2 separate regions of the Homo sapiens genome follow, and region 2 is linked to region 1. A link is a contact called in ENCODE Hi-C or POLR2A ChIA-PET data. All regions are on one chromosome and are shown on one strand. Each heading gives the region's core, a stretch centred on a gene start or an enhancer-like site at or near the end of the contact. The rest is flanking DNA. Distances are from core to core; before and after follow the strand shown.

What was found. A loop is a pair of places that touch in the nucleus more often than their neighbours do. ChIA-PET counts read pairs that join two places held with the same protein, here RNA polymerase II (POLR2A). Pooled maps may share reads with other maps.
Region 2: a map of endothelial cell of umbilical vein shows a loop between it and region 1 (7-fold over the local background). The contact joins two enhancer-like sites. A Hi-C loop is called at or near these places in 2 of 168 maps with a recorded cell type or tissue (PC-3 and endothelial cell of umbilical vein) and 2 of 50 pooled maps. POLR2A ChIA-PET finds 5 or more read pairs at or near these places in 1 of 52 experiments (activated CD4-positive, alpha-beta T cell).

What each region holds. Positions count from the first base shown.
Region 1 is chr3:79,869,791-79,877,534 of GRCh38, reverse strand. No RefSeq gene overlaps it. Among named protein-coding and RNA genes, the nearest start is that of ROBO1, 110 kb to the right of the region's middle. Within about 2 kb of position 4,919, at least 3 of the 41 ENCODE cell types and tissues checked have a DNase peak (open chromatin) inside an H3K27ac peak, as active enhancers do; they include PC-3 and endothelial cell of umbilical vein, where a contact is called at or near this core.
Region 2 is chr3:80,187,012-80,194,755 of GRCh38, reverse strand. No RefSeq gene overlaps it. Among named protein-coding and RNA genes, the nearest start is that of ROBO1, 420 kb to the right of the region's middle. Within about 2 kb of position 4,580, at least 5 of the 41 ENCODE cell types and tissues checked have a DNase peak (open chromatin) inside an H3K27ac peak, as active enhancers do; they include PC-3 and endothelial cell of umbilical vein, where a contact is called at or near this core.

The DNA of each region.
Region 1 (7,744 bases), core at 3,670-6,169:
CAAATACATATTTTAATCAAACACAAGTCATCAGTGATATAATAGTCCCCAGATACTTTGAAACACTTAACGTGCTGGGCAATATGTTAAGTGCAAAGCCTACACATCAGTGATCAATATAGCCCAAGTCCCAGATCTCCTGTGATTTGCTCAAGTTTTACTAGGAGAGACAGTTACTAAATGAATGAAAATGTAATTAAATATCATCAACAAATGAATAAAGACAATGTGGTATGTTTACATAATGGAATATTGTTGAGCCATAAAAAAGAATGAAATGTTGTCATTTTCAGCAATATAGAAGCAATTATGTTAAGTGTAATAAGCCAGAAACACAAAGACAAATATCACATGTTTTCCATCCTATGAGGGAGCTGAAAAAGTGGACCTAATGGAAGTAGAAGAGTAGAATCGTGGTAACCAGAGCCTGAGAAGAGGAAGAGAGGTAGGGAAGAAAAGAAGTTGGTTAAGGGATACAAAAATACACTTAGATAGAAGAAATAGGTTCTACTATTCAATAGTACAGTAAGGAGATTATAGCTAGTAATACTTTATTACATACATATTTCAAAGTACCTAGATGATAAGATTTGTAATGTTCCCAACACAAGAAAAGATAAGAGGCAATGAATATCCCAATTACCTTGATTGGTCATTACACATTTTAAGTATACAAGTATCAAAATATCACATGTACTCCAAAATATGTACAACTATTATATATCAATAGAGCCACATGTTTAAAAAAGTTTCAAATGCTTTTTCATGCTGTGTCAAAAGGTAAAATGGCGTAAGGAAGTAGTGTCTGAGTGATCTTTTTTTTGTTTATTTTTGAGGAGGGGTTCTTATTTATCTACTTAAACAGATTTTGACTTGAGGCCATTGGACCAAAGAAAAACTACAGGTATAATGCGCTTGTTACATCCCAAATTTTCAATTAGTTGTTTTCATATCAAATGCTGCTGGTGAAAATATAAGCTTTAGTAATTTTTTTTTAAATTACTATTTTTGGAGCAGCTTCAAGCAAGAAATACAAAATTCTTATATATCCCCTACACTGCCGCTACAGGTCTGTGCCACACATCCTTCACCAGAGTGGTACATTTTTTAACAATCAGTGAACCCACATCCACATACCAATATCACCCAAAGAGTTCACTCTCAGTGTTGTCCGTTCTTATGGATTTTGACTCATATGTACTGACATATATCTACCATTATAGCATCATACAAAATAATTTCACTGCCCCTCCTTTGTGCTCAGCCTATTTATCCTCCTTCCGTGAAACTGCTGGCAAATATCTTTTTACTGTCTCCATAGATTTGTTCTTTCCATAATGTCATATATTTGGAATCATACAGTATGTAGCTTTTTTACATTAGCCTTTTTTTTACATTAGTAATATGCATTCATGGTTCCTCCATATCTTTTCATGGATTGAGATTTTTTTTAGAAAGACTTTAGAAACTACAATGTATGTGCAAAACCCATCTTGGACTTTGGAATTTAATATGATCGTATTTTACTAAGATAGGTAAGATCCAAAATGGATAATAAGAGATTTTATCTAGGCAAGAAGGCTTACTTTATGAAAAATACCTTCAATAACATTCGTTTTATTTAACTGTCAATTCTAAGGACTCTAAATTAGATGATGCTTGGTGGTTACCAAGTCAATTTAATGGACATAAATCATTCTGAATCCTACCAGAAAATTCTTTAATTTGTAAACAGAGTTTTGGGAACAATAAACCACGGGCTCTTGTGTATGCGTATGCATGTGTGTGTTTAATATAATTAATAGGCAGATTAGTGGCCTGAAATTTGTACAGAATAGGAAGTTCTATTTTTTCTTCCAAAGGTAACTCAAACTGGACCTGGCGTAGTGTTTAAACCCTAGAAGCAGAGATGTCTTACAAGTAAACATTTTAAATTGTGTGCATACCATGCATTTCCACAGTTTATATAGCCATACTCAAGAAAATACCAGATCTGCCTACTTATGCTTCTTGGAATAATTATACATTACTCGGTATTTCAACCATATTTATATAAGAGGTTTTATTCAACTCTGTATTTGCACATTATTTTCTATATCTTTAGTCTGCATATTTGTATTTGAAAATATTCAATGAAAGTATGTAATATAGTGGTAGATAACAAATGTGTTCCATTAGGTTGCACAATAGAAATGGAAATGTGGCTTTATGAAATAGATTATTATCATTAAAATTATATCTTTGATTTTAAAAGTTATATTTAAAGTAGATAACCAAATCATGTCTTAAAATTTTCCATGGACTATATTTGAGGCTAATTTTATTATAATTCTCATTTTGCATTATTATTCCAAGGCAGTAAGACCAGATAATTAAATTAACTGTGACTTTGCAACTAATTTTCAGATTTTTTAGAACATATGCTGCCTTTCATTTTCTAATTTATTCAAACTTTGACCTGGCAAGTTATTTACCCCTCCAAATTAACCTGAGGATCAATTTCACAGAACAATAACATTTTAAGAAAACTGAGTAGCATAGTATAGATTTTCATAAATAAATTAACGTTCTTTTGATTATGAATATTCCTGAACACCTGAAGAGCCAGATTTGAAATGGCAGGATAGCAGCCAACTACTGCCCTGTTTTTAAATCGGTGAGTTCACCATTAGGTCACGTCAGTCATCTGAAGAGTCAGGGTTTCATTCCTTAAGACATAACTGTTCCATAGCAACATCATTGCAACTGGATGCTTTTCCAATTAAGGATCATGTTTGGCTGCCTATAGCAGAAACCTGTCTATAGGGGCTTAATCGCATAGGGATAAATTTTATCACATAGTGAGAAAATCCAGGGATGATAATAAAGTGACTTCTCCAAACCATCCAAGTCCAGGCTCTTTACCTATCTCTGCTCAGATATCTTTAATTTAAGGCCTTCATTTTGATGTTCAAAAGTTGGCAACTTCATGTCTAGAGATTGCATTCTTGCTCCATGCAGTTAAAAGAATCAAGGACAAAAGACAAAAGAAAAAGACTGGCAGTGTCAGTGCCTTGGTGTGTTCAGGCTGCTTTACCAGAATACAATATACCAGGAATTTATTTTTCATAATTCTGGAGGCTGGAAAGTCTGACGTCAAAGCATGGCCACATTAGTCTGGTAAGGCTCCCATTCTTGATAGGCAGCCGTCTTCTCATTGCATCCTCCCATGATGGAAGGGGCAAACTCCAAGTCTCTTTCATAGGGCACTAATTTCATTCATAAGTGTGGACCCCTTGTGGTATATTCTTCTACCAAACGCCCTACTGCCTAATACCATCACATTAGGGGGATAGGATTTTAACATATTAATTTTGGGGGAGCACACACTTAGCAGCCAGCTAAGTCAGTTCTCTTAAACAAAAACAAAAATCGTTACCGGGAATACACAACTGGCTATTTCCACTGAAATCTCACTGGTGATGACTATATCAGATGAGAACCCTTAACTCTTAGGAGAGGCCTCACTGCGAGTACATACAACTGGGAACACCGGAATACTGTCACACATTTGCACACAAATCACAGTTCTCTTAGAAAAGAAGGATGAGGAAACAAATATCAAGTAGGCAACTAGGAGCATTTGTCATGGAAGCTAAGTATGATTGAGGTAAGAATTATTCAACCTAAACTCTACCTGTTGTTAGTGTAAATTTTTCCACTTTTAATCTGCTTCCCAACATGTAGTAACTGTAATTACTGTTAGTCATAAATTTTGCTCAAAAAAATAGCTTCATAATTTTTACATTCCTTTTATTCCACTGGATTCTCAGTTGCCCAGTCCCAGTGTTCTCTGCAGTCACCATGCCTGAGCTGCTTACTAGCATGGCTGCGTTATTACCATGTAATATTCATTCACTTCCAAAACCTTTCTCTATAGGTCCCTCTCACACCATCATCTCCTGTCCTTCTACTTCCCCACTCCCTTACTCTCACTGAATCTGATCTCTGACATCTTTGTGATTTGTGGGCATTCAAACTTCTAAGTCTGGCAAACAATCAGGTCCCTTCTAAATTTCTTTGCCACCTCCTTCCCCTGTCCTCACATCTCCATGTCATGAATCTGGTAACTGATAATTTTATCAGTGCACTCATTTTAGCAGTACACTCATTTATCCTCAAGTCCCCATTGACTTTCCATAGAATATCACCAAGACCTTATGTATAAGACCACATATTTTGCTGTGTCCCAACATAGTACGAATTCCCAGAAGCCATAGATGGTTGTATACAACCTCTGCCACCCTTATCCCCCATGCAAATAGGAAAGAAAGAGTTGGGAGGCCTTTATTTTATACCACCATTCTACTAGGGAAGTGAAGCTTACCTCTTTATACTTAGTACATTATGTGTGTATGCAGGCGGGTGGGTAGGCCCTAGCTCAACAGTATTAATATTTTTGATCTCTGAAAAAATAAATACCTGATACTCACTATTCACTAAATATTGTTTATTGTAATACAATAATTCAACTATAGAAAGCAGTAGTCTCTGAAATCTCAGCAATGTATGGAATCTTTACCTTAGGACACAGATAGTATGTACTTCCTTCCCTGAACCTCCTGGATCTCAAGAATATGAAATATTACAGAAAGAAAGAAAAAATTCTGGGAATCAGGTAGTTCACCAATACATCTCACAGAAAAAAAATGAACAATTGCTCAATGAAATAAAAGAGTCAAAAATCTCATAATAAAGAATAAATCTTTGGGCAATTAAAAATTAGTATGACTTTTGGAGATAAAATCTTCTGGAACTCTTACTCAGTGCTGGGGAATTCATTTTTGCTAGATATGCAGGACTCTGTTAACATAGGCTACCAGCCAGCACTTACATGAACTTTTTGTTATGATAAACTTTTTATTGCAATGGTGCACGTAAGAGGGATTTGACCTGCATATGCCCTGAGAATTCTTTTCCAGAATGTAACTCACTTCAACAAGGCATTTAAAAACATGGGTATACTTTAAATAAAGATGTCTTCAGACTTCAGTATCCCATGCCCTTTAAAATCACAACCACTCAAAGAAATAATTGTTTGACTTCAAAATAAAATAAGTATAAAGATATACTTACTAATGATATGAATAAAATAATAATTATTATTAACAATTCATAGTCTTTATTAGATATGATGCCAAAAATCTACGTTGAAGATCTCTTTCTTGGTACAAATGTTACCTGAAAACATACATTTTTTTGTATATATCCTGTATGTTTACTTTTCAATTCTTTTGAAGTAAGGCCACAGGGATATCTAATTCTGTAATCTTATAGTTCTAAACCTGGACATAAGAGGAACAAGAATTTTCAACTAAAACTTGTTTAATATTATGCTTAAGATTTTAATAAAATGTAGTAAGAGTTGTATGTGAACTCTGAATGAGTTCTATATGAGCAGTAAGAACAAGCAAAATTTACTGATTGCCACCAATTATGTACAGGTTGCTGCTGTAGGTCTTTCTTTGGCTTGGGCTTGAAGTGAGATGCTATATGTAGGTATAAATATGACCCTAGATTCAAAAGATTCAATTATAACTCAAAATATGCAAAGCATCACAAAGCAGCATGGGAGATGCATTTGTCATATCTTAAGCTAGCTCTCATGTTACACAAATGTGCATTTTATCTATGATAACCTTAGCAACAACATTTTTATCTGGTTAAAACTCCTCCAGCATTAAAATCATTACTCAGCATTTCTCACAAAATATTGACCCTTCCCACGCCTAGCACCACCACAACATACCATTTTTGGAAATATGAGAGATGGTGATAGACTACTATATTCTGATCCTATAAACCTTTGAAAAACTTTGTTGGAATAATCATTACTGCTATTAGCCAAATATTCCCAGCTTTTCTTTTTTAGGCACATGGTAGGATTCCTCCCTTCCTTTGGAATTCTCTACTCTTGGAATTGAATTTGGCTTTTTAATTTGTTTTGGCCAGCAAAATGTGTGAAGTGCTGTTAGTAGCTGTAGAGAGAAGCTTTTAAAGCTAATTTGTAACTAATCATTCTCTCTCTCTGGCATGATAACGGGCACTATTAAAACACTGACCACACCATCAGCCTGGACCCTTTACTGACCACAATTAACAGAGACCTCTGCCAACCACGATAGAAATAAGGCATGACTGAGAAACAAACCTTCTTTATTTTAAGTCATCAAGACTTTTGCATTTGAATACTGCATCACACGTTAGCGTATCCTGATACAAGTGGGAATTTTAACTTACTGCTCTGGGACTGAACTCTCATGGAAAACCTGAACCAACAATCACAATCGAGTATTAATTTAAGATCTGTATTCCTTGTACTTATTCATTCAGGAAACATTGGAGGGTTAGGATAACATTGATAACTTTACTAGACTTGGGAGTATAAAGATGAATTAGTTGTGGTCCTCGACCTCAGTAACCTTATATTCTAATGTGAATTTCTGAGATGTAATTAAATAAAATAATAAGAAATTTATTTTGTAGTGGGTTCACATTAGTCGATTTTGCAGGTGGTCAAGCTTTCCATGGGAACCATTGCTCTAAGGACATTATTCTAAGCTGAGAAAACACCCTGTGCAAAGAATGAAATTATAAAAAAACTATTTAGATTACGTTGATAATCTTACTACAGCTGAGGCGCATGTCTATATATTAATTAGAATACATATGTCCAAAGAGATAGAATTCCAAGTTTATTTTTTATATTTTTCCCACTCTAGTTAGCAACCTAACAAAATATTTAGAGTTCGTGCTAAGCACCATCAGGGTTATTCCAATCTATATCTTACATTGAGACAGGATTCCTGCAGAAATAATTCAAAAGCATATTTTCCCTTGTTATATTTATTTTGGTTTCAGAAGAATTTGGATGTGTATGGTTGCATAACTTTACAGCTTAATTTATTGAATATTTTTGAATATTTGAAAATGTGTACATTTCCCTTTATTCAGTTGTGAGAACCAAATTTAGCATTTTATAAAAAACTTTCAGCAAAAAATTCTTTATGATCCTATGATCCTATGCCACCACTTAACAAAGTCCATGTGGGAATTCTGTGTGATACCAGGTGGCCTGTCTCTTCAGGAAGTGCATTTTCATAAAAAGGGGTTGTCAGGAAAAGGTGTCATATATCCATTGGGTAGCTTTATTGTATTTAATATTTTTCTTTATTTTTATTCAAACTGTATTTTAAGAAATTCATCAAAATATGCTAGGAATTTTGTTTTTCTTTTTTTTTTTTTTTTTTGCTGCTTCTCACTCATGTGAAATCCTCAGCCACATCACTTTCTGGTTTTCCTGCTCTTGTAAAAAATGTTGGTTGGGTTGGTTAGAGTCTTGTCGCTTCTAACAGCTAATAAAAATGTCCACACCGAAAAATCCATCCAAAGGCCAACTTTTTGTATCAATTTTGTGTTTACGTTTTAGGAAATTTAAGTTCAGTTATTTTGTGTTTTAGGAAGATGGTAGGAAATAGAACACTGTGTCATAGTACCATTTTTCTTAGTACACTATATATAAATTAGGTGGATATACAAATTGAATCACATCTAGAATAAAGCTATAGCCAACTTCCACTTCCTCAGCAATCACAGCAATATGTTATAAACTCTCCCGCATGTGGTATTAAATACTCTATTTTGAGTATCTCTGTGATTGCAACTTTTCTTTAGATCTGAAGAAGACATTTAAATTTCCAATTGC
Region 2 (7,744 bases), core at 3,331-5,830, 320 kb before region 1:
AATTTTACCGTGCTTTGCAGATGTGTCTTTTTTTTTCTTTAACAAACTGAAACATTGCACAATCCTGCAATAAGCAAGTCTACTGGTGCCATTTTTCCAAAATCAAGTATTACCTTCATGTTTCTGTGTCACATTTTGATTATCTATGCAATATTTCATTTTTGTTTTCATTATTGTTATATCTGTTATGGTAGTAGATGATTAGTAATCTCTGACGTTACTATTGTAATTGTTTTGGGGCATCACAAACCATGCCCATATGAGATGGCAAACTTCATTCATAAATGTTGTGTGTGTTCTGACTGCTCCACCAACCAGCCAATATAAGGCTATTTAGCATACAGTGAAAAGTTGTTGTTGAGTGTTGCTGTCTTCATCAATGAGCTTAGCTAGATCTTCTGGATAACTTTCTACAACATGTACTTTAGGACTTGCTGCTTCATTGGGCCAGGCACGATGGCTCACGCCTGTAATCCCAGCACTTTGAGAGCCCCAGTTGGGTGGATCACCTGAGGTCAGTAGTTCAAGACCAGCCTGACCAACATGGTGAAGCCCCATCTCTGCTAAAAATACAAAAATTAGCTGGGCATGGTGGTGTGCGCCTGTAATCCCAGCTACTTAGGGGCTGAGGCAGGAGAATCAGTTCAACCTGGCAGGCGGAGGTTGCAGTGAGCTGAGATCATACCATTGCACTGCAGCCTGGGTGAGAGTGAGACTCCATCTCACAACAACAACAACAACAACAACAACAACAACAACAACAAAAATGAAGCTTGCTGCTTCATCTTATATTTTTATGTTATGGAGACAGAGACAGCTTCTTCCCTTCAACTTCAAAAACCAACCTCTGCTGGGTTTCTATGTAGCTTTTTACCCCTCTCAGCCTTCATGCTCTGGATTAAGCTTTGCCTTAAGGGGTTGTTATTGGTTGTTTTGGTCTTCTATCCAGACTAACACTTTTTCCACATCAGCAATTGGGCTGCTTTGCTTCCTTACACAATTTGCTTCCTTCACATACACAATTTGACTAACTATTTTGCACAAGAGATCCAGCATTTGACCTATCTCAGCTTTTGACATTCCTTCCTCTATTAAGCTTAATTATTTTTAGCTTTTTATTTAAAGTGAGAGACATGAGAGAACTCCTTTAGCTTAAACACTTACAGGCCATTGCAGGGAAATTAATTGGCCTATACTTTCAATATTGTTGTGTCTTAAGAAATATGGAGGCAGGAGGAGAGGGCATTTAAAACACTCCATCAACTTAGTTGATAAAGCGGCAACAGATACATAGAGGATTGACCCCAATTTGGAAAGAAGTTCTACTGTGAGTAAAATGCTGTTAAACAGTATCACATACCACAAAGAAATCTTTTGTGAAAGGAAAAGTCAATGGATGTGGCAAATTTTATTTCTGTCTTAATTTAAGTAATTGCCAAAGCCACTCAAACTTCAGCAACCACGACCATAGTCAGTTAGCAGCCATCAACTGCAAGACAAGATTCTTCAGCAACAAAAAGATTATGACTCACTGAAGACTGAAATGATTGTTAACAGTTTTAAGCAATAAAGTATTTTTAATTAAAGTATGCACATTTTTCTTTACACATTTGCTATTGCATACCTAGTAGACTATAGTATAATGTAAACATAACTTTTTATGTACTAGGAAACCAAAAATTTGTGTGACTCACTTTATGGCAATATTTACTTCCTTGCAGTGGTCTGAAACCAAATCTGCAATATTTTTGAGCTACGCTTGTGCAGCCGGCTGAAAGAGAGATATTCTATGAGGCCAGACAACAAATGACCACATTAAATACAAGTAAACAAAGTTCAGATAAGTTTGGAAATTTCTGAGATCTTTCTAACAAGAATAGTAAGTTCTCCCTAATAACATGTGTAATTAAGTGGATACCTCAAAACACCACACCTTAATAATATATCGAAAATCTCCCTAGAAGTAAGGCTACTCTAGAACAAGTTATAGCCCTGGCAATTAGTTAAAAAGACAGCAAAGTTGATAATAAGTTTACAATCTGTTAGAACAAAGCACAGCACTCTACTAAAGGTAGACATCAAAATATAGATTTTCTATATTACAGTGCTCAGCCTCTAATAAAAAATCTCCTGGCATGCCAAGAAGACAGTCTGTTTCAAAGTTCAAAGATATTCAGTCAAAAAAATTACAAGAAGTTATATAGATGAAAAACATAGGATGTATGAGCTTTTTAAACTTCTATCAATATATTCAAAATTTTCAAGGATTAAAAAGTGCAATGGTATTATAGTATTATAGATTGAATTATGTCACCCCAAATTCGTATGTTGAAGCTAGAATTCCCAAGATGACTGTATATGGAGATATGGGCCTTTAAAGAAGTAATTGAAGTTAAATGGGGTTGTAAGAGTGAGACTTTAACTAAATAGGGCTAGTGTCCTCATTAGAGATAGAAACGCTAGAGGTGCACATGTGCAAAGGAAAGGTCCTGTGAGGACATAATAAGAGGACAGCCACCTGCAAACCAGGAAAAATCCTCACCAGAAACCAACTCTGCCAGTAGCTAGATCTTGGGTTCTAGCCTCCAGAACTGTAAGAAAATAAATTTATGTTGGTTAAGCCACCCAGTCTGTAACGGCCCTAGTGGACTACTACAAATGGGTAGAACTATATTGTATAAATTCGGAATATTTGAGGATTTTCCAGATCTCAGTGTTTTACTGACTTCTAACATAATTGCCTGTGGACAAATAACACATTGTTTGTGAATGCAGTCTTTCTGTATGTGTTAAGATTTTTTTTATGCCTAGCATGTAGTCTCTTTTGGTGACTACTGCATAAGCACTTCACAGAAATCTTGTTTTGGAGTTGTATGGAACATGCAGTATATGTTAATTAGCTCAGTTTGATAGCATTGTTTAAGTCTTCTACTTCTTTATTGATTTTCTGTCCACTTATTTCAAATATCAATGAGATAGCAGCACTGGAATACCAAGTAAAATTGTGGATTTGCCTGTTTCTTACCAGCTTGTCAATTTTTGCAGTTTATTTTGAAACTACCTTGTGGGATGTATACACAAATAGGTTGTATAAAGAAGAGCAAATTAAACCAAAAGCAAGTAAAATGAAAGAAATAATAAAGATAAGAGCACATATCAACATAAAAGAGAAGGACAAAGAAAAGAATAACACAAAATACTGATCCTTTGAAAAGGAGTAGGGTAGTGGATCAAGAAAAATGAGAGAAGATACAAATTATTACTATAGGAATAAAATTAAGATACTACAAACATCTAACAGAAAATAAGAAAAAAATTTCCTTTCCTTGAGTGTAGGCTGGACCAATGAATATTAGGGATATCACAACATCATTAAAAAAAAAAACAGAAAACTTCAAATAGATGCTCTGACACTGGGCTCTAGGAAGAATGCAAACACTTATTGTATTTATCTTGTATAATTTAGAGCTTCACAGTTTATCAGTGTAGTGTGTAGTAATGATGAAGAGTAAAACGGTTTAATACAAGCACACTGAAAGATGATTTCCATTGTTCTCCGAATGACCAAAAAAAAATTAGTTTTCTAATTACAAAACACATACCCACTCATCGTAAAATATTAATCCCTAAATGTATGATGAAGAAAGACAAACTGTACTCTTATATAAACCAAAATGGGTTTTAGGACAAGAGCAAAACCAAAATCATTTAAATTTAAAAAATGAAAAACTATCTATTTATTCGTGTAAAAAAGGAACTTAAATATTTTACCTATCTTCCTTTAGCTTTAAGGTCTTATAAATCTTTATTCTCCTCTACTCATTTCTATAGTCACAGCTCTGTATTTTCATAGAGCCAGAAGTCTGAGGTAGAAAAGTAAATTAAAAAAATTTTCAATTTTGAAAAGGAAGAACCAAAACAAATGATATCTCTTTAAACTAGAAATAAAGAGTTGAAATGTTTCACATATAACAGCAGCCAAAACAAAAGTTAAATAAGAATATATCAAACAAAAGATATTTAGGCTATTCATGAAAACTTATTGATGGAAATAAAAGTACTCATAAATAAATGGAGACACAAATCAAGCTATTTACTAGAAAAACTAAATATGGTTAAAAATGCCAATTTTCCCTATATTTATCTATGGTTTTAAAGGAATTGTTTATTGCATATTGTTTTCAAGTAAATTGATGAGCTGTCTCTAAAATTTAAATCTAGGAGCAAAAGTCAAAAATATCCAAGATATTCCCGAGGAAAAAGTGTAAAGAGGGGCAGGATTAAGGAAAATAAGAAGTTCGAGAGGAGGTTAACAAACTATCCTTTGTCTTTAACACAAGAGGTTTGTTTTCCTACCAACATCCATGAACCTGTGGCAGGCGAACTTGTTAGCTTGCAATGACTCTTGCAGTTACTCACAGTTCTTGGCAGTTCTGATTACAAGGATATGAAAGTGACAGATTCATGGCTTTCTGAAAAAGGAAGACAAAGACCTTCCTGCCGGCTGAGTAATGGAATTTCAGAGAAGTCCTCGGAAATATGTAGTGGGCTTATTGCCAAACTGCATGGCCAACCAGGCAACAAATACCCCTCCACTAAGTTGCCTGTTAATGGAAAAGTGCTTGCATACTGAGTATCAGAAAGTGGGAGAAAAACCTGTATGTTGTACTGGTTGTTAGTAATTCTTCTCTGGGTTTGTGTGGGTGAGGGAAAGAGAACAGACAGTAAGGAAGCAAACCAACATAGCAGTAAGTGTATCAGCTGGTGATATGTTTTATACCAAAATAATACATTGTGCTTTTTTTTTTTAAAGGATCAGTGGATGAAATATTGAAAAATGCTTACATGAATTTCTAAGGATTTTAGACTTTGTGCCATGCATAACATACAGAAAAGTTTAACCAGCGGAACGACCAGATTTTTTTTTTAAAAAAAGCAATTCTGCTGGCAATTTTGGGAAGGAACTGGAAGAAAGGAGAGCATTTAGGAGGTTGTTGTTGTAATAAAACGAAAACAAAAGGACACACAGGGTCAGAAGGAACAGATTTGACCTCAATGAAAACTCTGCGGAAAATAGCAAAATATCTTGAAAGGGGTAAACGTGTACAATATTTTCAATTGTATCTTATCATGGATGATATAAAGGATGTAAAGGTAAAGCTATAACTTGAATATGTTGCTATTCTATATGTTGATATGACTTACATGAAGAGTGGAATAAATAGGAAATTGATCTTTCAGTATAACCGTTATTGTTCAATATTACCATTCTAAAAACTAAAATAATACATTAACATATAAATTTGACTGACACCCCTCAAAATCAATTATATCTGTTAACAATATGCTGTAATTCATGCACTTAATTACTCATTTTTTTTTTTGCTTGGCTAAGAGGCTCAGAATCAGAATCAGGCTCAGAATCAAATGTGAGTCTCAACTGTGTCATATGTCATCTTCTCATTTTACATTGCTACATATATTTTTCTTGATCTTTCATTTTATTCTGGTTTACATTTTCTTGGTTCTAAGTTTGTATTTTCTTTTACCTTTTGTCTTTTTTTGGGTGAATTTTTGTAAAGTTTTCTCTTGTTTCTGTTGTACAAAATCTAATGAAGAAACGGCTAATAAGTAAGAATATACTGCAGATATTGCAGGACCAATTATTTTTGTGGATATAACAGATTACAGAAATGAAGAGGTTTCCTGCTGTTAAAACTAAAAAGCCCCACTGATGCAGATTATTTCTTTATTTTTGATCAGAAATATCTTTAGCAGCTGATCCCATTTGGGCTCCAGTATATTTATACTTTTTTTTTTAGTATATTTTCTGAAACTAGCCATATTCATTATGGAGACCTCTTTTACAGCAGCCTGATAGAATTTTCTAGAGTAGATACAAAGAAACAACAGAGACTATAAGACACCTAAGAAGGGGAGAAAATGAGTGATAGGGATGAGGGAAGGGAAATCAACTCGTTAATGGAAACCGACTGCTTCCAAAGTGCTGCCCAGAGTTGTCAGCTTCCTATTTTCAATCTTTAAAATGATGCTGGTGCAGGCCTCTAATCCGATCATTTTCGGATGCCAAGGTGGTTGGATTGCTTGAGCTCAGGAGGTTGAGGCCAGCCTATCAACATGGCAAAACCCCATCTCTACAAAAAAAAAAAAAATGACAAAAGTTAGCTAAGTGTGGTGGTGCATGCCTGTGGGCCCAGCTACTCTGGAGGCTGAGGTAGGGGGATCACTTGAACCCAAGAGGTCCAAGCTGCAGTAACCAGAGACTGTGCCACTGCACTCCAGCCTGGGCAACAGAGTGAGACCCTGACTCATAAAAATAAAATAAAATGAAATAAAAAATAAAAATAAAAAAAGATGCATGCTGGTTCTACTGTCTCCCAGTTCTATAACCAAAAACTCCTCTGGCTATAGGATACAAGAGGGAGAAAACTGCTGTTTTATTGGGGACCATAAAAGATGAGTAAATGCAGAGAAAATTTGGAAGGAAAGAAGACAGACATTTTTATAAGCATGATGGGTGCTGTGTAAGGTGGTTTGCATAAACCACAGAATTTACCTCCCCACAACAGCAATCCTCTGCAATCTGTAACATGAGGCTCCTGTAACATTTGAGCACGCTAAGATTGAGGAAGTAGATCATTTTCTATTATCACAATCTAATAATTTTGGGAGTCAAGAATTTATCTGGCTATTCCTTGGCCTAGAAATACACAGTGGCGGTAAGAATTTGGATTGCATATAGAAGACAAGTCAAGGAACAAATGCAATAAATATTATGCTATAAGAGTATCTTTTGATGCTGAGGACAAGGATGTGGCTAGGCCCAGAGAAGAAGCAAAAGGTTTGGAAAATAATTTGAGAAAGTAGTAGGTAATATTCTCTTTTTCATTTTTTGCTTGCTTGTTTTGTTGTTATTATTGTTGTTGTTTTTCACTGCTTTTCTGCGTCTATTCCTTTTTTTCTGTGAAGTCCAGCTTATTCTGTTTCTGTATTCACAAGGCCGAAGATTCCAATATATCTGCTCAGATAATATATCCCCTACTTGAAGGAAACTACTCTTTCCGTGAGAGAGAATTTGCTAAGAACAACTTAGATCAATGTCTTTATCTACTCCAATCTACTGTGACAGGAAGGTGTCGGCCTCTAAGTATAAACACTGCTGCCAGCACCCATTTAGGAAGCAGTGAAGAGGAAGACCATAAACTGGCCCAAAACCCTATGAGGGTTTTCCTTGTTGCTTTGTTGTTTTACTTGTTTTTGTTCGTTTTGTTTGTTTTGTTTTTTCTTTATAAAAAGAAGTGCGGACTATTTACAATAGCAGAGACTTGAAACCGAGCTAAATGCCAACAATGATAGGATGGATAAAGAAAATGTGGCACATATACACCATGGAATACTATGCCGCCATAAAAAAGAATGAATTCATGTTCTTTGCAGGGGCATGGATGAAGCTGGAAACCATCGTTCTCAGCAAACTAACACAGGAACAGAAAACCAAACACCGCAGGTTCTCACTCATAAGTGGGAGTTGGACAATGACAACACATAGACATAGACACAGGGAGGGGAACATCACACACCTGGGCCTCTTGGGGGGTGGGGGACAAGGGGAGGCAGAGCATTAGGACAAATAACGAATACATGGGGGACGTAAAACCTAGATGACGGGTTGATAGGTGCAGCAAACCACCAAGACACATGTATACCTATGTATCAAACCTGC